Linked DNA regions of Homo sapiens: all the other regions are linked to region 2. The links are chromatin loops, found by intact Hi-C in ENCODE. Cell type or tissue: mammary epithelial cell. All regions are shown on one strand. Each heading gives the region's core, and the rest is flanking DNA. Links, peaks and the distances in the headings are about the cores only. Region 1 overlaps MED13L (mediator complex subunit 13L). Region 2 has its middle 40 kb from the start of MAP1LC3B2. Region 3 overlaps MED13L (mediator complex subunit 13L).

Evidence for each region. A loop is a pair of places that touch in the nucleus more often than their neighbours do. Peaks named below come from ENCODE experiments on the same cell type or tissue, not always from the same donor. Only the 100,000 strongest peaks of a DNase experiment are listed, where the experiment ranks them.
Region 1: a loop joins it to region 2, with 6 times the contacts of the local background. A loop is called at or near these places in 13 of 110 quality-filtered maps.
Region 3: it touches region 2 in a loop (6-fold over the local background); 8 of 110 quality-filtered maps call a loop at or near these places.

Annotation. Positions count from the first base shown.
Region 1 is chr12:116,060,731-116,071,103 of GRCh38, reverse strand. All of the region lies in intron 4 of MED13L (mediator complex subunit 13L), which reads left to right. Among named protein-coding and RNA genes, the nearest start is that of MIR620, 83 kb to the left of the region's middle. In mammary epithelial cell, for the core only: a CTCF peak has its summit at 4,268 (motif pointing left); no DNase peak of the experiment used is centred there.
Region 2 is chr12:116,593,891-116,604,263 of GRCh38, reverse strand. No RefSeq gene overlaps it. Among named protein-coding and RNA genes, the nearest start is that of MAP1LC3B2, 40 kb to the right of the region's middle. In mammary epithelial cell, for the core only: a CTCF peak has its summit at 4,412 (motif pointing right); no DNase peak of the experiment used is centred there.
Region 3 is chr12:116,229,841-116,240,213 of GRCh38, reverse strand. It overlaps MED13L (mediator complex subunit 13L), which reads left to right. Exons shown (of 31, transcript NM_015335.5): 2 at 2,509-2,746. Among named protein-coding and RNA genes, the nearest start is that of MED13L, 43 kb to the left of the region's middle. RefSeq lists a cis regulatory region at 2,967 and an enhancer at 2,895-3,039. In mammary epithelial cell, for the core only: a CTCF peak has its summit at 3,866; no DNase peak of the experiment used is centred there.

The DNA of each region.
Region 1 (10,373 bases), core at 915-8,914, 530 kb after region 2:
CCTGGTATTTTTCAGTTTTCTTCAATGAACATTTATTACGTTATTCATTAAAAATACTGATATTTTGAAAATAATAGTAAATTTTATTATCTTCTGAATCTTTGTATTAAAGTACACTTGAATATTTTCTTTCAAAAATTAATATCATTAGTTTATAATTGAAATTGAGTGCTAAATATTGATAGGACCAAAATATTAGCTGCCAATTATTTGTAAGATTCACTTAACAATGTTAAGAGAAAATCTAGGCACTCATGCTGGGAAACAGCCATTTTTGAAATAGTATGTTGATGATTTCTTCTAAATTCCTAAAGTGGTAGCATTAATTTGTATCTTTAAAGATTTCTGTGCTATGTAAATGTAATGTAGATGTACTTGTGTACTTTATATGCTGTCTCAATCAAGACCATCTTTAAGGGCCTCTAGGGTGCGGCATGCTTGTATATTATTCTGGGCACTGTGTGGTTTATCATAATTTTCATCACTATGTTAGGTGCTAGGCGAGTGTTTTAGATCCTTAGTGTGGTGCTAAAGAGCCTGAACTTTGAGGCTAGACTGCCTGCATTCGAATCTTGACTTTGCTGCTTTGTACCTTAGAGAAGTAAAAGTTATTTAACCTCTCTGTTTTAGTTCATCTGTAAAAGAGAGAATTTAGGATTATGGAGATGAAATGAGTTAATATTAAAAAGTGCTTAGGAGAGTGCCTTGACCTAGTTCATAAGTATCTGCTGATTAAATACCTCATTTAATCCTCCTAACAACCTTGAGAGATAAATGATAGCATCCCCATTTTACAGATGTTAAAAGTAAAGCTCAGAGAGATTATGTGACTTGCTAAAAGGTCAGATAGCTATTAACATGGATTTGGGATTTAAATTCTGGACTTTCAGCCTCCAAAATGTGTGTTGGGATTACAGTTAGTTGCCTGTCTTATAATAGCTCCTGCCCTTGGACATGACCCCTGGCAGCTACTTTATCTATTTTAGCCCTTAATGAATCATGCCAAGAGTGAGAGATATTTACACTTTGTAAAACTTGAATGTAATTATAACTGCATTTTGGTGGTTTCATTAAAAATTTTTTAAAAATACTCAAAAACCAGCAGTACAAGTTGAGTACTCTTTATCCAAAATGCTTGGGACCAGGAGTGTTTCAAATTTTGGATTTTTTTGGATTTTGAAATACTTGCAAATATATAATGAGGTATCTTGGGAATGTGACCCAGGTCTAAACATTCATTTGCATTTCCTATACATCTTACACATGTAGCCTGAAGGTAGTTTTATACAATATTTTTAGTGATTTTTGTGCATTAAACAGTTTCGACTGTTTTGGTAATGACCCATTACGTGAGGTCAAGTATGGAATTTTTCATTCGTGGTGTCATGTTGGTGCTCAAAAAGTTTTGGATTTTGGACTGTTTTGGATTTGGAGTGCACTACGTGTATTAAAGAGAAAAGCAATGGACTGGTCATGGTAAATATATCAAATACTATATTCACAAAATACTACAAATGAACACATTCATTAGACCTTAATCTGTGCAAGTAATTGATAGCTAAAAAGTCAGTACCAAAGAATACTCAGTTTCAACCAGTCTTTACAAGAAACTTTATAAGAAAAGCATTCATCTGCCTAATACTTAAAAGAAATGCAAAGGAAAGCAAATGGGAAGTACAAATTAGCTTTATTAATGAAGCAAAAATAAATAAAATGAGAAAACCAAGGGTTGGTGATACTTAAAGGTACCCACATACTTACCTACCCATTGTTAATACATGTCAGTAAATCTCATCTTCCTAAACAGTGATATGTGAAGGGAGTTGGCTAGATAGCATCTACTAGGGAAATGGACAAAAGTTAGAATTGTTCTTAATGGGAAGTGAGTTCAGCCGCCAACAAGTCTTGGTTCCACGTATCATCTTTAATAGGGCTGCTCAGGATTCTTTTGGCATTATCTTCCATTTCTATTCCTGTTTCTGGCGTATAGACTGCTTTTATGGTCTGTTGTGGGGGAGAAGATGTCCACATTGAATGAGATAGAGGCTCTGCGTTCCTTGGGGCATGAGTTTTCTCAGACACTTCAAGGGAGGCACTGCCTTTATCATTCTCATGGCACTCGGTAATGACGTTAGTGCTGCATTCTCTTGACTACGCTGACTCTTGGATCCAGTTCATTGCCCAGGTTATAACCAGAGTTCTCAAGTTTTGAACCTTAAATGAGGGACATGCACGCCCCCCCACCCCCCGCATTAAATGTTAAGGGTGATGCCAGTGGTAGTGTATGGTTGTACACAACAAGAACAGACAGGTATTATTACAGGTTAGAATCTTAACAATTTCAGGGAGAGTACAGATTGGAGTCCTTAAAATATAAATTAAAAGTTCAAATTTAAAACACTGACATTCTGAAAAGCACATGTAGAAAGTCAATTCAAGTTAGTAGATGGAATTCAGATTTCTTATTCTGAGAATAGCTGTTGCCAATCCTAGGGCAATAAACAGAGGCAGCAGAGGTCAGAAAACACATGTATAGGCCAGTTATTCTACCATCCTGTTTCCCACAATCTGTGTCAAGATTTTGCCATCCATACTTCAGTTTGTGCCCAATAATCCTTTAGTTGATCATTTTGGAAATCCTAAACAGTGTATCAGGAGTGTTTGTATTTAAGAAGTGGTAGTGTTTGATAAATGATAATTAGCAAAATATAGCTCTACAGATCATATTATCAATAAATTCGTATTTAATTGGCATTTGTTTTAAAAGCTCTTATTAAGAAAACTGTCCTGTTGAAATGAGCCTTGCTGTTGTGGAGATTCTTCTGGCCTGTGTTGTTCACAGTGTGCTTTGTTGTCCCATTAGTATTATCAGCTGTCAGATGCATCTGAGGCTGATTACGGCAGGCACATAGAACTTTCCAGTGCTAGATTCACGAAGAACCCCTGTACCCTGAAGCTTATGTTAGATAAAGAGGCCAGTATGCTTGCTCATTGTTGGTGCGTTTCCTGTATTTACTCACATCTATAAGCAGAAATGGGCTTTGGTCTGAGGGTTCATACTGTATTTGTGTCAGCAATTGTGGTATCTAAAAGTGACTTAAGTGAAGTAGACTGGTTAAGTCAAACCCTTTCACATATCATCTTTCTGTCCAACACTTTGGATAAGCTAGTGTAATTAAACAGATGAAATAAGTTGCCATGAATAATCTCTTTGTTGTCCTTTATTGAGTCTTGTTGTGTTCCAGACATTTGCTGCAAGCTTCGTATATGCGCTTACTCACAGTTCATCCTTATTTTTGTTCTGTGAAGTAAGGATTGTTATGTTCATTTTATAGATGAGAATACGCAAGTGTCTGGTGCTTTTAGTAGTGACTGGCATAGATAGCCATGCCACAAATCCAAGTTGGTCTGACTCTAAAATCTGTGCCTTTCACTCCTACAGCATCATTACTCTAATGAATAACTTTGGGGGGATGCTTTATAAGAAATATTTGTTTCATGCTTTTTTGCTTGTTTTGTCAGGTTTATCACAGATGATGATATCCAATATATAATAAATGTAATAGGGGAGATGAGGCATCTACTTTTCAGTAGCATTTATTGAGATCTAACATCTACCATTTTATTTATTTCATCCTATATTCTGATGGGGGATCTCCAAACTGTTGTGCAAAAGGTCTGTTAAAGTGCAGGGAGAAGAATATTAGAGTCTCTAGGTCTCTTGTTTGTTTCCTTTGAAAATTCCAACTTCATATATGCTTCATAACGTATATAATACATTAGTCAAATACCATACTTCATTGGTTCTAATATGTCTACAGTTGATGTATTTCTTAGATTGAATGAAATACAGAGGTACACATAGAAAATTAGAAAAATAAATATACAAATATTATGGATGTATTTTTTAATAGGAGTGTATAATAAAAATAGTTTTTACATATTTCATATTCTCTGTTTATAATTCTCTATCTTATAGCTTTTTTTCATCTCTTGTTGATTATTTTTGATTGTGTGTCAGTATATTTCCAGTATTGCAGGGTTCACTTTGTCCTCCACAATTATTTCCACTCGCAGAAACATTCATCATTTTCTCATCACCTTCAGTTGTTAAAATCTCTTACTTTGTTGTGGTTGGTTGTACATTTCTTATTTGTAATGCTTTTGTTTGTTAAACTTAATAGAGTCAGTTATTTAAAACTTCATGAAACTAAGCATGAACCTGTCCAACTGTAGAAGATGAAGTAGCAGGAAGTGTTGGAGTGGCTGCATGTGACCGCTTTCGCCCTCTGTTGGTAGCCGGTAGAGTTGATGCGCTTTTGCTCTAGAGTTTTTTTTTTTTTTAATACAATTTTGAAAGTTGAAAATTCACAAGTTAGGGGTCCTCTGTATTTTGTTACAGATAAAAACTCTTATGAGATTCTGTAATTAAATGTAAAGTTCTTACATTGTTTATAATCATAGTGTTACAGGATTCTCATACTTTGGAAAATTTAACAGTATAGAAGTATATATTAGATTGGTGCAAAAGTAATTGCGGTTTTTGACATTGAAAGTAGATAAAATGCTCACACAATACCTTAAAGTAGCACAATAATGAAGTTTGAGTAGTCTTTAGAAGAACATACGATATTTAACAGCATTTTTCAAGCAAGGCTAAAGATGTGAGTCCAGTTTCATTCTCTTAATCCCATGAAAATAAATCCCTCATTCTTGCTGTTTACCTGTACAAGGTGTGATACAAATGAGTTTTCTTTGCATAGAAAGTAAGTCGTTTTCTTCTCTCATAGGCCACATTAAAGAAGTATCACTCTTTATTTTTGTCTTAGCATCCTCATTGAAAAATATTAATGTTCCTCTCAATGAAAACTCTTTACCTTTTTTACTTTTGTGTGTCCAGAGTGCGCATGCTTTTCACTGTAGCTGCTCCTCAGTCTTATTATTTAGAAGGAAATGGAACTCTGTGTGTGCACACGTGTGTGTGTGTATGTATGTGTGTGAGAGAGAGAGAGTCAAAGACAGACTGAATCCGACTTGATAGCTTTTACAAACGCATTTACAGTCTATCACCTTTGTCCTACTTGTGCATTCACACACAGATTCTGCAGTTATGTGCTTGTATAGCTCCTTCTCACACAAGGCAGAGCACTCTACTTAAGCAGAAAAACTGCAACTGATGTACTGTTTTCTTTACTGCATTTGTCCAGTGCTGCAGTAGAGCAACTGTCATTGTTTTGCACAGTTCTGTTTTTCTTCCAAAACTGCCTGTGGCAATTTGTACTCATTCTTTATTACCCAAGGGTTTTGCAAGCAATAAAATAATGTATCTGACTACTTAATGGCCTAATGTGATTCCCTCTTCAGAGAAACAGCAAAGTAGAAGACTTCTTTGACTTTTCCTCTTCGCTGACCATGCAATATTAGGCCTCTTGGGACATGTGTTTTGATGTGCTGCCAGAATGCAGTTAGAGATCTTACTGTATTGCAATCATATTTTCTTCAGAATCTTATAAACTGTTTATAAGTAAAGCTTGGATCTGGTCAGAAGGAATATTAAATGGTCTACATGTAATCTTGCCTTGGAGGGAAATTTATTAATGTGGTATCTCATATTTTACATAATTTCTTCAAATTATCTTCAGATCATATTGTAAAAAATCAATATGACACTATGATGGTGAAAGTGAAGTGGTAAAATACTTTTCTTTATTTTTGCCATCTATTTATTATACTCAGCATATATATGCATATGTGTGTGTATTATTTTTGCTATCCTCCCGGTCCTTATTTAAGAGCATACCATACATGTAAACATTATTTTCAAACACATATACACACACGTACACACTGCATAATGACACTTCAGCCTACTATGGACTCCATATATGACATAGTCCCAAAAGATTATAGTGGAGCATATGTAGAAACCTGATGTATGGCACTTGATATTGGCATTGCAGATCAAGTAAGAGGTATAATTAATATTTAATAATGTTGCTGGGACATTTGATTTTCCCTATAAAATTTTATATAAATAAAAAATATATACCATTTAGGTTTGTCTGGGTACAATCTGTGTTGTTTGTACAGCAATGAAATCACTTAGTGATGCTTTTCTTAGAAGGTACTTCCATTGTTGCTTGACTGTATATACATATAGACACATATATTTATTTTAAAGCGGACTATATGCCACACATTGTGCTAGATGCTGGGGATGTAACAGTGGACAAAATGGATGGGGCCCTTGTCCTCATACCATTTATAGTTGAGTCATGCTCTACAATGTGGAGATTGGGTACATAATGGTGTGACGAGTCTCAGTGCCGTACCAGTGTCAGATGGAAGAGCTGTAAGGAGAAGAAGCTGCCCTTTTGGCAGTATAGTACCGTAGAAGGTTTAGTTGCTTTGTTGTGTGTTTAAGCAGTCTTCCTTGTTTGCCTTCACCAAAGTAGCTCACTGTTAGACTTGCTGAGTATTAATGAGACCCTGGGAACTCCCTTCTCCAGCTGAGACATCAAGTAAGCTGTTGTTAAAGCTTCTTGCTTTCGGTCATACTTTCTTCCCCAGGCATCTGGGGCCCCAGATTCCAAATTTTTTAGGAACAGAGAAACTTAATCAAATTGACCTCTTTTCATAAGAAATAAGTACAGCTGGCCCTCCATATCGGTGGGTTCTGCCTCCAAGGATTCAACCAACCACAGATTGAAAATATTTTTAAAAAGTACGTCTGTACATACTCGGTTGGCTAAGTCTGAGTATGTACAGACTTTTTTCTTGTAATTATTCCCCCAATAATACAGTCTACTATTTACATAGCATCTACATTGTATTCAGTATTGTAAGTAATTTAGAGATGATTTGAAGTATGCAGGGGGATATGTGTAGGTCGTATGCAAATACTAGACTTTTTTTTTTTTTGAGACGGGGTCTTGTTCTGTCACCCAAGTGCAGTGGCACATTCGTGGCTCACTGCAGACTCAACCTCAAGGTTCAAGTGACCCTCCTACCTCAGCCTCCTGAGTAGCTGGGACTACAGGCATGTGCCACCACACCTGGCTAATTTTTTTATTTTTTATTTTTTGTAAAGGTGGGGTTTTGCCACATTGCCCAGGATGGTCTCCAACTCCTAGAGTCAAGCAATCCGGCCACCTCACCATCTCAAAGTGCTGGGATTATAGGCACAAACCATGCGCCCAGCCCAGACCATTTTATATAAGGCACTTAAGCATCTGTGGATTTTGGTATCTGTGTGGGGGCCCTGGAACCAATCCCCCGTAGGTACAGTGGGATGACTCTACCACTGTTTATATTTTTGTATTAGTAATATCACAACAGTACCATAATGATACTAAGTATTAGAAAAATTTTAAAGGTGTGTATTTTGATAAACAGTTTTTTTCCTTGGAGGTAGTGGTGGTTAAAAAAGGCTTTTGCCTGATGAGTCTTAAGGCTTATAATAACCATTTATCTAGGTCAGTGAGAGTCAGTTTTGGAGGTACATAAAACTAGATTATTAATACTCGAAGGAAACAGTGGCTTAGATATCCAAACAATGCTTTTTGATTTGGTTTGTTTGTTTGTTTGAGACAGGGTCTTGTTCTGTTGCCCAGGCTGAAGTGCAGTGGCACGATCACAGCTCACTGTAGCCTGGATCTCCTGGGTTCAAGGAATCCTCCCACCTCAGCCACCCAAGTGGCTGGGACTAGAGGCACAGGCTACTATGCCCAGCTAATTATTTTTATTTTTATTTTTAGTGGAAAGGAGGGCTCCCTGTGTTGCCCAGGCTGGTCTTGAACTCCTGAGTTTAAGGGATCCTCTGCACTGGCCCAAAACAATGCTTAATTTTTTTCCTCCCTCAAGCCAGTTATATATGTATTATCTACTATCAGTACAAAAAAGTGGTCTTCTGGGCTGCCCAGGGGCTAACACAGACCTTGCTCTTATGGATGAGACTGGGCGGGGAAAGAAGACAGAAATGCCCTAAATTGGATATCAAATAGCCAGCTGCTGTGCTAAGGGCCTGGGTGGGCATTGCAGAGTAAGATTGTTTTGGGCTGCGTTGAGCCTCCAAGAATGATCTACAACTTATTTTGAGAAATAAAGTAGACAAAAAGGAGGAAGAGCCAGTATTTTGGAAGAAAGCAGCAAAGACACAAAAGCATCTCCACTTGGGTACAGGACATCTTGTACTTTACAGATTTGATTGGCATAGAGAAAGCAGCTTTCAGCCAGGGTCTGAAGACCTCTGGGACTCCATGTTGTGTGCTGGTCTGTGAGGCCATCTCAGTGAAAAAAGCTTTCACTCCAACCTGGGCCACTTTGGTGTTTTCCCCCTCTGTTTTAAAAATATACTGAGGCCGGGTGAGTTGGTCGGATCACAGGGTCAAGAGATCGAGACCATCCTGGCCAATATGGGGAAACCCTGTCTCTACTAAAAATACAAAAATTAGCTTGGTGTGGTGGCGCATGCCTATAGTGCCAGCTACTCAGGAGGATGAGACAGGAGAATCACTTGAACCCGGGAGGTGGAGGTTGCAGTGAGCCAAGATCGCGCCACTGCACACCAGCCTGGCAACAGAGTGAGTCTCCATCTCAAAAAAAAAAAAAAAAAACACAGAGAGAGAGAGAGAGACACTATTCTATTCATTTCCTATGAAGGTAATATTGTTCAATAGAAAACCAATAGAGGGAGGTTGAGGTGGGCAGATTGCTTGAGCTCAGGTGTTCGAGACAAGCCTGGCCAACATGGTGAAACACTGTCTCTACCAAAAATACAAAATATTAGCTGGTCTTGGTGATTCATGCCTATGGTCCCAGCTACTCTGTAGGTTGAGGTGGAAGGATCACTTGAGCCTGGGAGGTGGAGGTTGCAGTGAGCTGAGATTGCTCCACTGCACTCCAGCCTGGGTGTCAGAGCAAAATCCCATCTCAAAAAAACAAAAAACTGCACTACAGGCATGCACCACCATACCCAGAAAAAAGAAAATCAATAGAAGAGAATTGATTCAAGGTATTAATGTTAGCATGTGACTGTAATAGTTCATAATTTGGATTTCGGATAGAATTTTCCTTCCTTTTTTTTTTTTTTTTTTCGATGTGGAGTCTTGCTCTGTCTCCCAGGCTGGAGTGCAGCGGTGTGATCTCGGCTCACTGCAAGCTCTGCCTCCCGGGTTCACGCCATTCTCCTGCCTCAGCCTCCTGAGTAGCTGGGACTACAGGTGCCCGCCACCATGCCTGGCTAATTTTTTGTATTTTTAAGTAGAGATGTGGTTTCACTGTGTTAGCCAGGATGGTCTCGATCTCCTGACCTCATGATCAGCCTGCCTCGGCCTCCCAAAGTGCTGAGATTACAGGCGTGAGCCACTACGCCTGGCCTTGAATTTTCCTTTCTGATATGTTTTGTAACATGCTTATTTGAACTGTAAAATTTAAAATCTATTCCCAAACTCACATTAGGTAATTTGGGATGCGCATTGATGAAGGGATGATTTCATTCTGATTTGTGGTGGAGACTGTACTTAATTTTAGTAACTATCATGTCCTGAAGGTTATCACTTATTTTATCTTATTTTATGTTTATATATCTATGAGGTAGGCATTATTATCTTACTTTGTAGCATTGAAAACTGAAATACCGAGAAGTTAATTGACTTAAGGCAGCTTATAATAGGTAAGATGTAAACTCAGTTCTGCCTAATTGTATAACCCTCTGACATTGCCTTTCCTAGTGTTGAGAAATTGAGAATTTATTGTATACCTTAAAAATAAAAGATACATATTATTTGTAACTACTCTATATTTAAAAATAAAAATGCATCTGGATTTAAATACAACAATTTTATAATATGGAATTAAAAAAAACAGTTAATGTTTAGCTGTGAAAATAAACGAGTCTCATGACTTAAAAAAGAAAGTTAAATCTTGTCCTCTACCCACCCAGTTGCTTTAAAATAACTTAGAATGTTCTCAGTTAAAGATGAGAAAAGTAATCTATAGTCTTACTAAGTTAGTTTCCTGAGACCTCATATAGAAGCATTTAACTTAATGATCAGCTTGTTTATTGGCATGAGTGGAGTCTCAGAGATGGGAGGAGAAGAAGGCAGGAGATAGAAAATAAAAGAAGACACATATGCCCACATGCCATCATCTTGAGCTTTCAGTTTCTCATTTTAAAGATGATGCCATGTATGTGTCATAACTTCCTTCTCATCTCATTGCTTTCACTTCCATTTATCTTTAGTGAATTAATTTAGCAAAAGTCAAAGCTCCGTAAAGCAAGTATCTCGTGTGTGTGTGTGCTTAAGATAATAGTTGAACCTAAAATTTCCTTCCACAATACAGTCTAACAATTGGCATACATACTGTTGCTC
Region 2 (10,373 bases), core at 720-8,719:
AAGCCTCAATGACTTCCCAAGGGACCTTACTTATAGAGAAGAGGCACCACGGGAAGATTTATGGAACGTCTGTAAAATATGTGTGTAGAAACTCGCGACATTTTGATCGCTACCAAGGAAAAAAAAAAAAACTGGACAGTTTCTTACTAGTCAGTTTCATGAGCATTTTTTATGGGTTTTTTAAATTAATTAATCTTTTCTTCCTTTGTTAGGAATTCTTGGCACAGACACAAGCCCCGGAGAAGGGTAACATTGCCCACGGGCTGTACGTCCAAACTGTCAGGCTTTCAATCCCAAATCTCTGGAGGCAAAAGGCCAGATTTCATGTGCTTCCCATGAAGTGGGGAGAGTCTTGTCAATGTTGGAGAGAAGGGAGTATTATTAGTGGGATTGCCACCGCTGTCTCTAACAGCCTCAGTGCCACTGGCAAGCGCCATATGGTCCCAGACAGCCTCTTCCCTGGGCTGTCTCCACACCCAGAGCCATTTGCAGGATGGGAAAGAGCCCTCAACGTTCGCCACACGGCACCAGGCCCCATTTACCTCCAGCGCCCTGGTCCTATGTGGAAGCATCCATCAGGCATCTGGTTTTTCTCAGCCTCACAGGTTCTAGTCTTCCCCCACCCCCCAACCCCTGCCCCGGGCAGTTTGCTGCTGAAGACAATGAACCAAGTGGAATTTCCCGGCCTAAGAGGGGAACTGGAGCTCGGCATCCTGCTTTTGTTACCAGTTCATCTTGAGCTCCTTCTTGGCCTCAGTTTCTTCATCTGTAAAATAAAAATCCAGAAAAATCTGCTCTAGAGGAATGTGGTGAAGATGAGAGATAATTTGGAAACTGGTAGCTCTCAACCGGGAGCAACTTTGCCCCCTCTCTACTCCTACACCCAAGGGGATATTTGGTGATGTCTGGAGACAGTGCTTGTTGTTACAGCTTAGGGGGAGGGGGTGCTACTGGCATTTTGTGGATAGAGGCCAAGGATGCTGCTAAACATCCTACAGGGCAGCCTCCCAACACCAAGAATCATCCAGCCCAAATACCAATGATGATGGCCAGGAGCAGTGGCTCATGCCTGTAATCCCAGCACTTTGGGAGGCCAAGGTGGGCAGATCACTTGAGGTCAGGAGTTCAGGACCAGCCTGGCCAACATGGCAAAACCCTGTCTCTACAAAAATACAAAAATTAGCTGGTTGTAGTGATGGACACCTGCAATCCCAGCTACTCTGGAGGCTGAGACAGGAGAATTGCTTGAACCCGGGAGGTGGAGGTTGCAGTGAGCCGAGATTGTGCCACTGCACTCCAGTCTGGGCAACAGAACGAGACTCCATCTCAAAAAAGAAAAGAAAAAAAATCAGTGATGCTGAAGTTGAGAAATCCTGATATAAAGTGCCTGGCAAACAGTCGGTGACTTAGGTGATGATAATGAAAAAGGATGTGGGAAAAAGAATGTTGTAAGTGTATTCAATAAACCTTAGCTACAATTAGTAGATCCAAGATCATGGATAGCTGCTTCCCTGAATGCCTCAAAGTATTCTAAGGCTCCAAACAAGCTCAGCTAGACAATGTCATGATTGATTAGTGATGTCTGCCATGGGCACAGCAGGGGGAAGAGGCAATGTGAGTGCAGTGTATTTTCTGACCCTGGACTGTATGATGTCTAGCATCTGTTTCTCCTCTGACATTCTGTGATCCTATTGCTGTGATTCTGTGAGTCTATCTTCAAAGTTCTGGAGTCAGCATTATTTACAGAATATTTAAGCAGCTCAGGCTCCTGCAGGTTTGCTTGGCAGGGCAGGCTGGTGAGCTGAGATCCAGGAAGACAGCGCCCACTCCATGCAAGGTAAAATAGACAGTTGCTGACAGGATGTGATGTGGGTGACATGGAAACTCCCCCACTGACCCCTCAAATCTTCCTCATCTCTCATGAGCTAAATGTTTAACTGTCAGAGTCACTCCATTGGGTTAAAACATCATCTGCAGGAGACCTTTGTTTAAATGCACAATATTACCTGGAAGGGATAAGCATGCAATCCATTCCAATGTGTTAATCCGCTAAACTAGTTGTAGCTCAGCAGAATAGAATTGAGAGGAAATGGGACAAAGGAGAGCGGTATTTTTGAGGGCGAGAGAGGAGGTTGGGGGGCGGGGAAGTATGGATTACAGAGCCAACGTCACTATATTGCACAACTCCAGGAGATGCTATTCACACTGGAACAGGGTGACCAAGTCACCCTGGGACTTCATTGTTTTAAAACTGAAGATCCTATGTCCCAGATGCTCCCTTTGTCTCAGACAAACCAGGAGAGTTGGTCACCCTAACTCTAGGCCGCATGGCACAGGATGAGCTTTGTAGTCCTAGCTGTCAGTTACCCCTCATGGTGTTGCCTGAAGTCTCTTTCTGGATATCTTTCTCCCCTGCTTATGACTCCTCTATGGCTCCCCAGGGCCCACTGAACTGGATTGAAACACCTCTCTACAGTGCCTAAGTTGGCCTGAGTCTTGCTTCCTGATCCACCTCCCTCTAGCTGTGAGTCACCCCAATTAGTCACCATGCCTGAGACCCACCATGCACTTTCCTATGCCCTTTGGGTTGGAAAAAGAGCTTTTCTAGAGAGGAAACCCACTCTTGGAGTGTGCTCAACTTGTGCCAGTAGTGAAGGAGTTAATTTGCCTAGGGTTTGTATTGTCAGACTCACCAGATGTTGCTGCCAGTGAGTTGGGGCTCAGATATGACTACCACTTGGTGTCAGGAGGGACACCATTTGTTCCAGAGAGCCCCAGGCACCCGTTCAGGGAAGGGCAAAGCCACCAGACACATGGAACCACCCTAAAAGAAAATAAAGACTCCCTTCCTTCCTTTACTCTTTATTTTTAAATTTTATTTTTAAAAAAGTATTTTTCTATGTAGAGAGAGATCTCACTATGTTGCCCAGGCTGGTCTAAAACTCCTGGACTCAAGCGATCCTCCCACTTTGTCCTCCCAAGTTCCGGATTACAGGCATGAGCCCACCATGCCCAGCCTACTCTTTAAACTTTTCAAAGCAGCTTCACATACATGCCTCAACAGATCCCCTCCATATCTCTGAGCAACAGGTAAGATGAATGTCGTGCCCATTTGACAGGTGGGAAAACTGAGGTGCCGATCAGAGAGTCTTATCCTCAATAAAGAAAGGTTTCTGGATGGGGAAGAGCAGGCACAGGGGTATTTCATGTCTCATAGCAAGTTGGTGGCTGAAATGGAACTAAGCAAAGTCTTCTGACCTATTTTCTATGAGGTTTTCATTCATTTGTTTTTCAGATATTCATTAAATGCTTATATGTCAGACACTGTGGTCATCTCATAATAATGATTATAGCTAGAGTTGTCTCTACAATCCTACACTTTCTACCTACAAGTCCCATTGCTAAATTATTTACGTGCCCTCTCTCATTTCAATGCGCGACAGCCACCCTTTGAGGTATGATTACTATTACTATCCCCAGACACAAGTAAGGACACTGAGCTTGCCCAAGGTCACTTAGCTCCTGAGCGGGTGCTGGGGTGTAAGGACTTCAAGCCTGTGCTCCTTTACTGCTTTGCTGAGGCTTGTTATCTGCACTGGGGTGGCCTACCCTCTTGAAGCTTACTCTTTTTTTTGAGACAGAGAATCTTGCTCTGTTGACCAGGCTAGAGTGCAGTGGTACACGGCTCACTACCATCTCCACCTCCTGGTTCAAGCGATTCTCCTGCCTCAGCCTCCCGAGTAGCTGGGATTACAGGTGTGCACCACCATGCCTGGCTAATTTTTGTATTTTTAGTAGAGATGGAGTTTTTCCATGTTGGCCAGGCTGGTCTCAAACTCCTGACCTCAGATGATCTGCCCGCCTTGGCCTCCCAAAGTGCTGAAGCTTACATTCTTATAAGGAGATAAATATACCAGTTTTCTGAGGTCTGGCCTTCACCTCTAAGACCCTCCAAGCTATTCCTTCCCAATAAGGAATATTCCAAATAGGAGAGAAAGGATGCAGACGTTGATTAAGCCCCTTCCATGGGCCAGGCACACGCATATCCATTTTCCATACCACCTAGCAAATTGGCTACAGAGGGTACTGAAGAAATCAAGGCTCATTGGGTTGACATGGTTGTTCAAAGCTGGCATACTTGGTTTTCAGGGAGTGGAGACCTGGCCTTGGATGGTGATGCCATCTGACTTGCCTTTTCTGCCAGCCAGCTCTGGCTCTCCTGGAGGACAAGTGACGGGGGAAGAGTTTGCCATGAGTCTTTAGGTCACGTAACTACGGAAGCAGTTCTCTTGAGGCTTGATACGTGATCTTTATACAAACCCTCCTCGGGACAGGAGCCAGAAAGTCACTCTCCCACCCATTTTGGGACAAGGGAGGTGGGGGGAGGACCCAAGACCGGATCCCGGCAGAGTCCCGCTGCCCACGACAGGCAGCAGGTGGCGCCATGGCCCCGGTTTAACAAGGACACCGGGAAGGTGGAAAGGGTGGGTGGGTGGGGCGGGGTGGGGGGCGTGGGGGTTGCGGTTGGACTCCAGAAAGAAAAACTAGTGGAAAACAAGGCTTTAAAAGAAGAACAATTTGTTCCAAAACACTTGCCTTGTAACGGGGTCATCTATAAATTCTGGGATTTCCTGTTGGCCTCGGGGAGGGCAGGCAGGCCGGCCGGCGGGCAGGCCACTGTCTTCTCTGCAGTCTGGAAGAATCATTTCCAGCCCAGCTCACGAGCTCCAGCCTCCCCTGGCCCAGATTGGCTCTGAAATTTCCCAGCTTTCGTGCCCGTAAGCAGGATCCTGTGACAGCAGCGTCTCCTTGAGCGGTGCTCCAGTTTCCACTGGGTTGGGAGGAGGCGTGAGATCATGGTCATTTTTTAAAGGAGAGGCTGTCTTCGTGATCTCCCTGTTCCGTCTCCACCATCGGACTTGTTCCAAAACAATCAAAGACGTGGAAACAATAAAATGAAAGAGATGGAAGTAGCCCTTTTAAAAAGAAGACAGCTGTTCCTGTCAATACGGGGACGGAAAAGAGAAAAAGAGTTGGAAACAAATAATTTTTAAGCCCAGGACTGGCTACTTGGTTAACAGATGTGGCCTGACCTCGCTCTACCCAAATCACTTCATCATGGGCTCTGAGCGGCCAGGCGCGGTGGAGAGGGCAGGGAGCTTTGGAACCAGTCGTTCATGAGCTGTGTGACCTTGAACAAGCCATTTAATATCTTGGAACGTCCGTTTCCTCCTCCAATAAGTGGTGAACAGTAATTAATACCTGCTATGCCAGGAGGTTGTGAGGCTCATGGATGGCCTGTTTCAAAGACTCGTGTGTATCAGCAACGCAATGCAAACAAGGTCACGGTTCTCTCTTGACTGTCGTCCCCGTGCGGCCAACAGGCCATCCTCACGGGCAAAATGACAAGGAACAGCAGAACTCTAAAGGAAAGATTATCTTACAAACTCACGGTGATATCTTTACATGTCTCTGGAGGAAAAGTCACAGTGAAAATATTGCCAATCAGTCATGAAGATGGTTAGGATTATGTTTTCTCTTTACCCAGAGAGCCAAGGCCAGGAGTTTAACTGGGACCACATAAAGGAAGAAGCAGCGGCTTTGAGTCTGGCTTGGTTTGGGGTAAAGACTCCTGGCTCAGTCACAATGCAGTGGTGCCATTGAACGAGATGCGTATCTCCCTGGGTTTCAATTTCCTTATCTGTACAAGGGTGGTGGGCTGGGGGAGGTCAGGAATCATTAACTGAATGCCTATAGAGTCAGACATAAGATAAGGGAGTGAAGTGGGGGATGGGTCCGAGGGCGTGGTTGCCTCTCAGTCCCAGCTGCTCATGGCCTGGAAGGAATTGGGACAGTATTGCCAGATGTTTAAGAAGCCAGGAATCTGGAGTTTTATGAGACATGGTCCAAGCTGTAAAACAATGCAGGTCAGACAAAACAGGTCTGTGGGCTGCATCTGGTTCTCAGACCTCGGTGATTCCAGAACTTCATGGGATTACGTTCAGGAATCCCTGGAGACCCTGCCTCTCTCACTGTTCCATGATGAGACCCAAGTCCTTGCCTATATTCCATGTCCTTACCTCTCTGCCTTCAAAACCCTCTCCAGTGCCACTGATTCAGAGACCTCATTCCTGTCCCCTGCCCTCCATAAACCCAGGCAAAAATTCTTTCTTCTGTGCTCATACAGCACCACATATACACTCATAGAACTTAGGACAATTACCTATTAGCATGAATGTCTAGAGATGGGAGCCTGTATCTTTGTCATCTCCAGCACACTGCCTGGTACATAATAGGTATAAAAGAATGTATGAACCAACCTGAAGGTTTAATTGATTTTCTTGGTTTTAGTTTATTCTCAGTGACAATAGCTTTATTCTTTTCTAATTATATAATTCATGTTCATTGTAAAAACTTTCAAACAACCCAGAAAAAATAACTCTGATAACTTTGTTTTCTGGATGTGCTCAGTGTAAAAAACTTCATTAATACAGAAAAATAAAGGAAGAATTAAGTCACTGAAACTTATCACCATGTGTTTTTTCCTGTGTGTGTGTATGTATGTATATACATTTAAAATGATAAGACCATCTAATATATAAAATTTCATATTGTATTTCTTCTTTTTTTTGAGACAGAGTCTCACTCTGTCACCCAGGCTAGAGTACACAGGTGCGATCTTGGCTCACTGCAACCTCTGACTCCTGGGTCCAAGCAATTGTCCTGCCTCAGCCTCCCAAGTAGCTAGGATTACTGGCGCCTGCCACCACACTCAGCTAATTTTTTGTATTTTTATTAGAGACGGGGTTTCACCATGTTGCCCAGGCTGGTCTCGAGCTCCTGACCTCAGGTGATCTGCCCACCTTGTCCTCCCAAAGTGCTGGGTGCTGGTGGCTCACTCCCAAAGGGCATGAGCCACTGCATCCCGCCTGTATTTGTTTTCAACATTACATTTTAAGCATTTAAAAAAATTGTTTAAGGCCAGGTGTGGTGGCTTATGCTTGTAACCCCAGCACTTTGGGAGGCCAAGGCAGGTGGATCACTTGAGGTCAGGAGTTTGAGACCAGCCTGGCCAACATGCTAAAACCATATCTATACTGAAAATGCAAATATTAGACAAATGTGGCAGCACACGCCTGTAATCCCAGCTACTCGGGAGGCTGAGGTGGAAGAATCACTTGGACCCGGGAGGCAGAGGTTGCTGTGAGCTGAGATCACTCCACTGCACTCCAGCCTGGGTGACAGAGTGAGACTCCATCTCAAAAAATAAAAATAAAAATAAATAAACAAATAATTTATTTAATATTTTGGGAAAATTCATTTTATTGTCTGGATAATAATCCGTTATATAGGTATATTATAAATTATCTAATCACTGAATTGGAAATCCCTCATAGGGCCAAGCATATGGTAGGTACTCAATAACTATTTGCTGAATGAATTAATGAATGATTGAATGGATGGATGGATATATTGATGGATGCTGTCTTGATCATAAGTCAGTTGAACAGAGAAGGGCCATCCCCTTCCCCTTTTCTTTTTGCTAATATAAATAGCACTGCAATAAATTTCCTTGCACCTAGACATTTGATTATCTCTCTGATTATTTCTTTAGAAAAACTTCCTAAAAGTAGGTTTAATGGGTCAAAGGGTATGGCTTGAGACTCTTGGTACGAATTTCCAAATTGCTATTGAGAAAGGTTATACCAATTAATATTCCTATAAATACTATATTGGGGTCTTCCTTTCTGAACACTTTGCAAACTAAGTGAATTTTTTAATTAAAAAAAAACTTTGCTAATTTGGTATCTATTTATTTAAATTTGCATTTATTTGATTATTAGTAACTTTGAATCTTTTCCACATTATTGGCCATTTGTATGACTCTTGAAGATCTGCATTTCTGATGGTAGAAATTTTTTTACCTGCAGGGAATAAGGTTGGGCTAAAGACATTTTCAGCAGAAAGCTATTTTCCCAGTATCTTTTAGATTACAACAGGCTTCACCCTTGTCCATGAAAACAGTCACCAGCCCCTCCCTGGTCAGGTGCTGTGCTTGGTGCACACATCATCTTTCGACTACCCTACAAACTAGATACCACTTTAATTTAATTTGCAGTCTCAGATCTGTCTAACTCCAGCACGTTCATCCCTATGCTACATTGTCTCTCAGTTCTGAAGCTCATCCTGAAATGCAAAAGGCTCATGATCAGTAAGACCATTCATCCATCCATCCATCTCCCCACCAATCCATCCATCCATGCATACATGCATCCATCCATTCATCTGTCCATCCATCTATCCATCCACTCTTCCATCCATCTACCCTCTCAGCCATCTACCCATCCACCCATTTACCTATTCAACCATCCATCCATCCCTTCCATCCCTTCATCCATCCATCCATCCATCCATCCATCCATCCATCCATCCACCCACCCAGCCACCTATCCTCCTACCCATTCACTTATTTTCCTTTTCATCCATTTGTCCATCTACCCATCCAACCATCCTCCCACACATCCATCCATCCATCCATCCATCCATCCATCCATCCATCCATCCATCCACCTATCCATCCATCCACCCATCCACCTCTCCACCCCTCCAATCATTCACTCATTCATTCAGCAAACAACTACAGAGTACCTACCACATGCTTGTACCTGGTCTTGTTTTACTGTGAGGCTAAGCCTAGAGCAGTTCTGTGGTCTCTCTGCAGGGTGGTTCCTCCAGGGGCCAGTGGCATGTGGAGGGCATGCAAGGAGAGTCTGGAGATGGGACTCGGAATGTGGGCTCAGGATTCCTGGACAACCACTGTTGGAACCTTTAGCAGGAATTGCAACATATTTGGCCAGGGTTAGGGGTACAGTTTGTGGCTGAAAAACAGAGTTTTCTCTGAATAAGTCAAACTAGCCTGCCTGGGATCAAATCCATGAGGGCTGGACAATCTGGTCTCAGCAAATTAAAACAACATGGGCACCAGCCAGCTACATTTTTGAAAACAGTGTTTTTGTTGTTTTAATCAAGGACACCCTTCCCACCCTCCATAACAAACTCTGAATTGAAATGGGGGAGAATTTATAAGAAAATAAAACAATTCTTTGGTATTCTGGCACAAACTCATTTTCCTTCTCATCAGCTCCACAGTGTAAGTGCCTCTCTATATCTTATTTTATTCTGCCCGCAGGCTTATGGGGATTAATGAGTCCATGCCAAGAGACCATCTTGAGTGGCACAAGAGAAATTCCATTTGTAGCTGAAGCCCACCTGTTGCATTCTCTCCACAGATGGAGGGTCCCTCTTAGGGTCCTCCAGGGTCTATGTCCCCATGGTGACTGCGGACAGCCCAAGGGGCGGCTCAAGCCCTAGGCTGGGTCTGTGTATCAACCATGTCTTTTGTTTTCTGTATTCTGATGCTTTGACATCTTGGGGCCTTGGTGACCCTGGAAGGACTTCCCCTCCCAGAGCTGTCCAATTCCTGGAGAAAGTGAACAGGTCACCGGAGAGCATGCCTTTCAAATGCAAGCCAATCCCTCCAGAAACCCTACCCCCAGCAGCCTATTTTATTAGACTTTCATAATCTTGGTCACTACCTACCTGCCATAGTCACCCCAGAGCCAGGAACCAGACAACTAAGGGACAGCCCCTATACCTCCAGAGCCTGCTGAAATTATTCAAACGAGCCAATCCTAAACCCACTTACCCTGCCTTGCTTATTTTTTCCTGGGGAAACCACAGTAAAGGCGCTGGCCCATGTTTCCCCACCTCCCCTGCCTCCTGCCCCACCCTAGTGCTGCCTCGTGCAGCCCTGCGTGGTGTGCCATGCTTCCTGTTTTAGGCATCTGTGGACATCATCAACTTCTTCCTTCGTGACAGTCGTTTCCGTGTCTGTGTGTCTTACCAGCCTCGATTAAAACAGATTCCGGGTACCCTTAATGAAGTCTACTCTTTCTGTCTGGGTCTGAGGCAGGTCACTGTGCTCTCCCAGCTACAGCCTCCTCTTCCATGAAATGGGGACAGGGACATCCAGTGGTTGTGAAGATTGAGTAGGTAACAGAAGTGACTTCCCAACAAAAGAAGCCCCTCCCAAGTCCCTCCTTATCTGGCCTGCGTTGTTATTTTAAATGACATTTATTTGCGTTTGAAACAACTTATTGGCCAGGCGCGGTGGCTCATGCCTGTAATCCCAGCACTTTGGGAGGCCGAGGCAGACAGATCACAAGGTCGGGAGATCGAGACTATCCTGGCTAACAGGGTGAAACCCCGTCTTTACTAAAAATACAAAAAATTAGCCAGGTGTGGTGGTCGGTGCCTGTAGTCCCAGCTACTCAGGAGGCTGAGGCAGGAGAATGGTGTGAACCCGGGAGGCA
Region 3 (10,373 bases), core at 688-8,687, 360 kb after region 2:
GAGGCATGAGAATTGCCTGAACCTGGGAGGCCAGTGTTGCACTGCTGCACTCCAACCTGGGTGACAGAGCGAGGCTCCATCTCAGAAAAAAAAAAAGGAACTTGTAAGATAGAAAAATGGACAAAGGGTATGAACAGACAACTCAAAGTGAAAGAAATAGTACTACTACTAGTGGTATAATGAAAATATCATTTACAGTTTTTGCTATGTCCCAGACACTGTCTTTTATAAATGCTTCATATGTATACTGACTCATTTAACCAATGAGTTAGTGCAGAGCTGGGATTCAAACCCAGGAATGGTGGCCCCATCTGATCAAAGATGTGATACCGCATACTGATTTCCTCCTAGCAGAACAAGGACTATGTATTAATACAAGTACATACCGTTCTATTCAATTGGCCGATATTTTAAAAGATATGCAATTTGGGAGGTGGCTATTTGTATTGGGGAGACTATTAATTGAACAGTAACGTGGTAGCACTCATCATGAGTCTTGATATATTCTTTGGTAATTCAGTATCAAGCAATCTCTTTAAAGGAAATAATCAGGAAAATAACAGTGTTCAAGGATGTTAACCAATTATAGTAATTACAGTAGTGGAAATAAAATGGAAGATTGTCCAGTTGGTATGGGATGGCTAAATTATATTTTTTCCAATGAATAGAATATTATGCAAAGATTAAAAGTGTATTTTGAAGAATAATTAGTAATATATAAAAATAAGTGAAAAATATAAATCATGCAATATGGTTCCAACTTTAAAAAGTATATGTACAGAAAAAGAGGAAGGACATATACAGTAGGATGCTAGTGATTATTATAATGTGATTATGGTGTATTACTTCTGAACTTTTTATATTGGCCATGTAGTGCTTTTATATTTAGAGGAAACCAAGTAACATATAGGGAAACCCTAAATGATGCCAGTGCCAGCTTTTTACTAAACATATTCATTAAAAATTTAGATTTGCGTATCTCAGCGTAAAATATAAGTTACTGATTTTTAGATATTTTTAGTTTGTATATTATCTTTGTAACTTTTTTGAAGCAAAACCTTTTTTTTTGTTGTTTGTTTGTTTTTGTTTTTTGAAACAGAGTCTCACTCTGTCACCCTGGCTGGAGTGCTGTGGCATGTCACTCAGGCTGGAGTGCCGTGGCACGATCTCGGCTCACTGCAACCTCCGCCTTCCAAGTTCAAGCAATTCTTGTGCCTCAGCCTCCTGAGTAGCTGAGATTACAGGCACACGCCACCACGCCCGGCTAATTTTGGTATTTTTAGTGGAGACGGGGTTTCAGCATGTTGGTCAGGCTGGTCTCGAACTCCTGACCTCATGATCTGCCCGCCTAGGCCTCCCAAAGTGCTGGGATTACAGGCGTGAACCACCGTGCTCAGCCTGAAGCAAAACCTTTTTAATTTGGATTAAATGAAAGGTGATTTTTCTTTTTCTTAAATGTGGTCATTATAGTGATTGATTGCTTTAGCACTTTTAATATGTTTCAATTATGTTAGTAGAAGATATGGCTGTTTTCTACCTAGTGGTACATGTTATTTTTGCAAACAACTTGCTAACAAAAATAACTGACCTTGTGGGGAAGGAGATGCGTGAGTAAGGATTCAATGCAAGGGCCACCTGGGCTGTTTGGTACAGAATTAAATTATGAATCTGTTTTACTATTAGTTTTCAATATATAGCTGTAGTTTATAACTTTAAGAAATTTAGCTTTCGCTTGTGTTGAAACCTCTTTGAAGTTTAGCTCTTAACTTAAGATTTAAGACATCTTGAAATATAAACGTATGTAATGGATCAAAGATACAGTATTTGTTCTCTGCTGGTTGCAAGTTCTCATGTTTTACAATGTGTGTAAAAAATAAAATACCAAACTACATTAGGGAATTGTTATAGAAGCAAAGCTTTTCTGTTTGCTACATGTTAAAAAACATGAATAAATTGCTGATAACTTTGTATCAGTTTTCTTAATTGCTTCTACCTAAATAGACTTTTGGCATTCATGATGAAACACTCTCGTACTTCATGCTAACTGCTTCCCTAATTAAAAAAGGACTTAAACTGTGGCTTGTGGATGGGAAGAAATTATTTGAAAGAAATTATTTCATATATACAAACTTATTTTTAAAATCTTACTTGATTTCTAAATATAATTTGTGAGTTGAATATTGAATGATAACATAGAAAATAGTTTTCTGCATAGAGACTTTATAGTAAGTGTTTAGACAAATTAAATTATTCAACAGGAAATAATGATTATCAGCTTGTTTTATTTTAGTATTTAATGTAAAGAGCTATGTAGAAATCTTGATAGAAAGTTTCTCCCACCTTAAAATTCGAGAAGATTGACATACATTCTTCACTGGGAGGAATCTTATGATATGAAGTTTCGTGTAAATATTTATTTTAGCACAATTGCTTTTCTGTATGGAAGACTGTTTTTAGTGGTCTGTAAGTAAAATGAGAAAACGATTACAATTTTTTGTCTTTTTCCAGGCTGAACTCACGGGAATCAAATGGCGTAGGTACAATTTTGGAGGGCATGGGGACTGTGGACCCATAATTTCAGCCCCAGCCCAAGATGATCCAATTCTGTTAAGTTTCATCCGCTGTCTGCAAGCTAACCTGCTTTGTGTATGGCGTCGTGATGTCAAACCAGATTGCAAAGAGTTATGGATATTCTGGTGGGGAGATGAACCCAACCTAGTGGGTGTAATACATCATGAACTGCAGGGTAAGGTTTCTGTTTTTTTCTTAAAAATTATTTGCATCATATTTTTTTGAACATTGATAAATTTCAAACAGATTATTAAGACTTGTCTAAAAGAACGATCTTAAGTGTTTCATGGATGTCTCTCTCAAAAGGAACATTCTCACCCCTCTTCCTCCCATCCCTGTTTTTTTTTCCTAACTCTTGTCCTTTTCCAGTTATGCTGAGAATCAGAACCTTGTGAACCGCTGCTGTTAAATGAGAGTATTGTGTCTCCTGGGTGCGGTGGGGTGGAAACCAGGCTAAGATCCACTGTTTTTAAATGATAGTGAATTGTGAGTAACTAACAAGACAGTGAATTGAACAGTTACTGTTTTTTTCCTTGGACTGTGGTTGTTATGGTTCACTGCCAGCTGAACTCTTTGGTGGAAAATTGGAGAGTGATACAGAAATTTAGTTTTGAGCCTAATTGGACAAAATTGTGAGATTACATTGAATAGTATTTTGAGGAAAGATGAATATATGGGATCTGGTCTGAATTGGGTGTAGCAAATTTTCTTTTGCTTTTATTTCTGTTTTTCATGTAATTTGGTGATTCCAGGAAACATTGGCTCCGGTGTTGCCTGATTTTTAGCTTCAGATTGCATCTGATATCTGGAAACTGAATTAATGTAAGAGTTTCATTTTTCTGTGCTGCTTTATATATTTACCACAGTTTTATGAGCAGGAACTTTTATCAGTTGTCTTTGAATTTCTGGTAAAAATTTTTACCTTTTTATCTAAGTGTTTCTATTTAGTATGCAAAGGGATTTTCTCAAGCAAGACTAATTCTAATCTTTAGTTAGGGTATTAACTCTTTTTGACTTAGTCTCTTAGAACCATCTTTTATTATCTCCAAACTATATTGTGTTAATCTGTGTCTGAAAAATTTCAGATCGTGTTTGAAATGTTTTGTTACTTGATGTTTTTAATGTTTTTTTTTTTTAAAGGAAGGAGTAAAACTAACTGTAATGTATGTTCGAGGCTCTGTTCTAAAGCTTTTACATTTGCCTGAAGGATTTCCTGCCAACTTTTGCTTGACACCTTGCTAGTTTTTCTTGGCAGCCATTTTTTATCTGTGATATCTCCTGCCACAGCAGCCAGAGGGCGGTAAACCACAATGGACTAATTGAACTGTTTACTTTATGGTCCATTTGTCTGTTCAGCTCAAACCTTTATCCTGATATTTTTTAGGGTATTTGGTCTATAAATAAGAGAACCATTGTGGGTGACATTGCTTGCTTAGCTGGGTAATCAGCAAAGTCCCAGAACTTAACATTCATCTCAAAGCCTGTTCTATGTAGTTAGCAGTTAACTTAGGTAAAATTAGAGTTTCAGAACATCTGGATTCTGTTTATCAGAATTTTAAAAATAAGATGTCACCTAGAAGATAATTACAACATTTTTGTTTGTCCATTAAAATATGAAAACATATTTTTACTTTTTTTCCCTATGTAGTAGAGAGGTATAAAGCTTTTTAAAAAGTGTCTTTCTTATCTTTCATGATTGTTTCTGACTGTCATCTTCTGTTTCTCTGTATTAATCTCTTACGTTTTAGCTTTTTGGTCTGCTCTTTGTTAGTGTGGTACATATAATTTTGTAATGATGAGGAAACCAAACCCAACTGCTAATGAGGGTTATTTAGTTGATAATATAGAATAAATTTATTTATCTATGCCAACGGAGAAAATCGTCAGTGTTCTTAGAAATAGCTTATTAAATTATTGTGTTATTTTTCATGGGCTTTGTTACTGAGTTAACAAAAAGGAGTAGGGCATTTAAATTTTGGGATAGTTGCTTTAGATTGCATGTGTAAATTAATATCTTAAGTATTTTTTGGTAAAGAGTTAAGCAAAGATTGAATTATTTTTAGATATTTTTAAAATTACAGAAACACTACATTTAAGTTAGAAAATTAGGAAAACAGTCATCATATGGAGAGAACAAAGAAATAAAAATACTGAAGTCTGAAAGAGTTTTAGATGTTTTATGTGTAAATGAAATTGGTACCATACAGTTTTTCTAATTTTCTAATTAAATGTAGTATTGTGAATATTTTCTCTTGGGAATGATTACTTTTCTTTGGAGTTTGATAGTGGTATAAACTGTTTATATTTTGTATTCTATCAGGAAAGTATTACAGTAATGGAATAATTATAATTTCATTGAGTGCGTCTCCTCTTTTTAATATGAATTTTGAGCAAGTTTTTAGATTCATTTATATGAAGTGTCCATTTTTGTAGGTAAAAGTAGTTGAAAAAGGTAATGTATGGTTCAACCTAATAACAGAAAATATCTAGCCTTAATTAGAAAAATAAGTCATAAAGACAACTTTGTTTCAAATAAGGGGAAATACGATAGCAGTCATGAAAAACTGAAGGATACAAAGAGAATATTTTAATTGGTAGCCATACAAAGTGGAGATATTTTAGAATCTATTTCATTCTCTAATATATTTGAGTCATTTTATTTTGGGTAAAATAAATTATAGGCGGAGCATGGTGGCTCACGCTGGTTATCCCAACACTTTGGGAGGCTGAGGGGGCCCAAATGCTTGAGGCCAGGAATTTGAGACCAGCCTGACCAATATGGTGAAACCCTGTGTTTACAAAAAATAAAAAAAAAAAATTAGCCAGGTGTGGTGACGTGCACCTGTAATTCCAACTACTCGGGTGACTGGGGCTGGAGGATCACTTAAACCCAGGAGGCCAAGGTTGCAGTGAGCAGAGATAATGCCACTGCACTCCATCCTGGGCAACAAAGTGACACCTGTCTCAAAAAATAAAATAAATAAATAGTAGCAGAATCCTTTTAGCAGGCTTTAATGTTAAGCATGAGATTACCATTATTTGTAACATTTTTTAAATAGGGACATTTTACTGTTTCTTACATTGCTGCTTATTTATGTTATTTGGCATTTCCTGGCTGGTCACGGTGGCTCACGCCTGTAATCCCTGCACTTTGGGAGGCCTAGGCAGGAGGATCACCTGAGTTCAGGAGTTGGAGACCAGCCTGGCCAACATAGTGAAACCCCCTCTCTAGTAAAAATAAACAAAAATTAGCTGGGCATGGTGGTGGGTGCCTGTAATCCCAGCTACTGGAGAGGCTGAGACAGGACAGTCGCTGGAAACCGGGAGGCAGAGGTTACAGTGGGCTGAGATCACGCCACAGCACTCTGCTGGGCAACACAGCAAGACTCCATCTCAATAAATAAATAAATAAATAAATAAATAAATAGCAGAATCCTGTTAGCTGGCTTAAATTAAGCATGACATTACCATTATTTAACATTTTTTTTAATAGAGGCATTTTATTGTTTCTTAAATTGCTTTTTAGTTATTTGGCATTTCCCTTTGTCTTCATAGCGTACTCCAAATAGCGTCCTACCAAGAAACCTCACGGTGAGATGTAATACCAAAGCAACCATCTTGCATTTAAATGTATAAAGTATCCCATAAAATGAGAATAATCCTACAGGGTACACACACAAGTTAGTTTTATGATATTATACTTTTTGTTTAATTGCTTGACATATCTCTGAAATAGTCTGAGAGAAGGCTATAACACATTTATAATCTGTCCTTGTCACTTGGATAAACACTTGGGTTCCTGTCTGGGGAATTGTTAATGCGTGTGGTGTAGTGATTCAGAGCACGGGCTCTGGGTTGCTTGGGTTTGAATGCTTGCATAGTCACTAGCTGTGTATTCTTGATCTAATTATTTAACTTAAACTGTGCCTCAGTTTTCTCACTGTGAATTAGGTTATGAGGTTAAGAAAAATTAAAAGTACTTAGAGCAGCATATATAGCAGTTAATCTATAATTGTAACTATTGCTACTGCTACTGTGCAAAGACCTACAGGCTGCGAATGAATTGTGGCAAGAACAGGTTACCTGGGGCTTAGGGTAGGAGTGAAATAGTCTCCCCTCTAAAAGGCTGAGTAGGTGGGTCATAGTATGGAGTACACAGAACCAAGGATAAGACATTTAGACTTAATTTGATAGATTTTGAGGAATTAAACATTTCTGATCAGGAAAGCGATATAATTAGGAAGATTAACTTAGTAATAATACAGGATTAATGTGTACAGGGAAACCATAATATTGTGATTTTAAAATTCTAAATTGGAATATAAACTTAAATATTCTGTTCAGGATACAGATGTATTTAAATTAAAAATACTAATGATTATATACTATAATTCATATTAATAGTCTTTAACACTTTTATTATACCTTTGCTGTTTTGGCTTGACTAAATTCTACATTTTAATTTAAGTTTTAGAGATTAATACAGTGTGCTGAGTGGACTTCTCCTAATCTACCAAACAAATACTTCTTACTTTTTTTTTTTTTTTTTTTTCCTTTAGACAGAGTCTTGCTCTGTTGCCCAGGCTGGAGTGCAGTGATGCAATCTTGGCTCACTGCAACCTCTGCCTCCCGGGTTCAAATGATTCTCCTGCCTCAGCCTTCTGAGTAGCTGGGATTGCAGGTGTATGCCACCACACCTGGCCAATTTTTGTATTTTTAGTAGAGATGGGGTTTCACCATGTTGGCCAGGTTGATCTCAAACTCCCAACCTCAATCGATCCGCCCGCCTCGGCCTCCCAAAGTGCTGGGATTACAGGCGTGAGCCACTGGGCCTGGCAACAAATGCTTTTTAAATAAACACAATATTCTCGCCAATTCACTGCCTGTTAGTTAGTGGTGGGAAAGACATGCAATCTGGAAAACCCAAAATAGTACAGAGAGCAAGCACAGAACTGCCAATTGCTTGCCCCAAAGCATTACAAATCTCTGGTCCAGAAGGAGAAGTATCAGATTCAGCCTAGTATGTGCTTAAGAATGTTTGTCGAATCAGTTAATGAAACGTATTTTATGAGGTTCTAATGTAGCGCAGTATTGCACTCCCGGCAGATTGACTTATAATAAATTTGTGAAAATTTTTAATGATTTGATAATGCGAGGATATTGAAGCCTAGTTAAAATAAAGCATATTATTTCTGGTTTTAATTCCCAAGGGGATAGAAATAGCCAATTTTTGGGGTATATTTTCTACCACAAATATTTAGCACTAAATATGCACTGTCTACAATTTTAAAATTTATGTTGTCTCTTTTTTTGATTATTAGACATATAAATTAAGGATACATCTGTACAACTCTAAAAATGATTGTCCCTATAACAGTATCAGAAGTCTTCTGAATTGGTTTTATTGTCAGTGCAGGGGTAGATTGGCAGTTATTACCCTTTGTTGTGAATTTAGAGACATAAATATTGCTTTTTCTATTTTTAAGAGTGCTGCCACCTGTGCCAGGAGGTGTGGGCGATTGTAAAAACATTAGACATAAGAGAGCCTGGAAAAATGGATCTGTTTTCTGACAGTGACCACGGTGTAAGATAATTTAAGATACTAGTACTATTGTTTATTGAACTCATTGCAAGTGGGCATTTTGTAGGAGTGTGGGAAGGCTGGATTTTTTTAGTTTTGTAATCTGTATCTATAGATTACAGTCTACAATTCCAAATGGTGGGATTGATAAAACCTTTGTTTAGATAACTCCAAGCAAGAACCTAGCTTCTCCACTCCTCCTAGCTTTTTATTTTTAAATATATTTACACACTTATATGCATATGCCTCTTTTTCCACCTAAACTATTTGAGGCAATTTTCAGACTTCACGGACCTTTGCCCCTAAATACTTCAGCATTTAAGTCCTGTGAATGAGAATGTGAAGCACTCTTTTACGTAACCAGAGCACTTTTGGCATGCTCAAGAAATTTAATATCGATATAATTAAATTATCTAATATTTAGTCCATATTCAAATTTCCCAATTGTCTTAGCAATACCTTTTATAGTTTTCTCTCTCTCTGATCCAGAATGCAATCAGGATCACACATTTTTAGATGGCTTGTGTCCTCTCATTTAGAATATTCCTGAAGTTGTCTTGGGGATCAATGATATTGATGTTATTTGAAGGGAGCAGTTTAGTTGTCCTGTAAAATATCCCACATTTTGAATTTGTCTAATTGTTTTCTTACAGTTAGAGTCAGGATAAACATATTTGGCAAGAATACTGAGTAGGTGATGTTGTGTCCTTTCCACGGCATCACATCAGAAACAGGTCATGTCAGTTTGTCTCAATATTGATGGTACTGAGCTTGATCCCTTGATTAAGGTAGTGTCTGCCAGATTTCTCCAGTGTAAAGATATCCTTTCCTTTTGTAATTGTTAAGTAAATTTGGGATGAAACTTTGAGATTGTGTGAATATCTCTTTCCTCAAAAGAGCCTAATTTTGAGCCTGTTTAAACCAACCGAAAAATTCCGGAATCACCTGCTTTTAGAAAATCAGTTGAGATCACATGAAGACTGCATTTTTAAGTCACAGCAGAGTTCAAGAGGAGAAGAGAATAAAATATTGAAGATCTACCAAAGGCAAATTATAATGGCAATGTCACACTATGAAAATGAATAGCCCCTATTGCTTAGCATACCTAAAAAGAGAAGTGTTGACATTGAATTTTCCAAAATCATAGACAATAATGTATGTAGGAATATATTACTGTGTATCTTAGAGTCTGTGAACTTTCAATTGATTTTTGATGGTTTCTGGTTATCCTTAACTAAATGGTAAAAATAATTTCATCGGTATTATACATGAATTTATTATCAGTTGAAATTAAAAAATTGCTTTCTGGAAAAGTAATGACTATTTTATATATAAATTGACAGGAATAAGATTATCTCTTGTCATTTTGAAAATTTCTTTCAAGGAGAAAATCTGATCTTTGACTCATTTTCACTCTGTTTTTCTATCTTTTTTTTTAGTGGTATTAAATTTGTGAGTCATTGAAATTAATCCCTGACTGAATTGGAAAGGAATTGTATTTGCAGTATTTGGATTTATTTATTTTTCAGGTATGGAATTCTGGTGATTTTGAAAACATGAATGATACCATTTTGCAGCAGCATTGTAGATTTGTAGTATTTTAGATTGGTATCACAGTGCACCTGAAAAGTAAGTTTCATTTTACTTTTTTTTATTGTTGTTGAGACGGAGTCTCACTTTGTCACCCAGGCTGGAGTGCAGTGGTGTGATCTTGGCTCATGGCAGCCTCTGCCTCGCTGGTTCAAGCGATTCTCCTGCCTCAGCCTCCCGAGTAGCTAGGACTATAGATGCTCGCCACCATGCCCAGCTAATTTTTTGTATTTTTTTTGAGTAGGGCTGCATGTTGGCCAGGCTGGTCTTGAACTCCTGACCTCAAGTGATGCTCCTGCCTTGGCCTCCCAAAGTGCTGGGATTACAGGTGTGAGCCACCACGCCCAGCTACTTTACCTTTCATATTTGTCATTATTTTGTGGATAATAATGAAGAATACATTTGTATTTCATGAGAAACAAGTACTTTCAGGAAAAACACATATCCAGTGATAAATGGCAGCTAGGTCTAAGTAGTTTATAAAGTATACTTTTATTTTTCTTGGATCTGAATTATTCAAGTTTTGATGTAAATTTCCTGATTCTTTAAATAATTACATTACTGTTCTGTTTTTCTGTTTTATTTGAAAGAATGAGTTTGCCAAAGCTATAAAGTAGTAAGTTTTTCATTG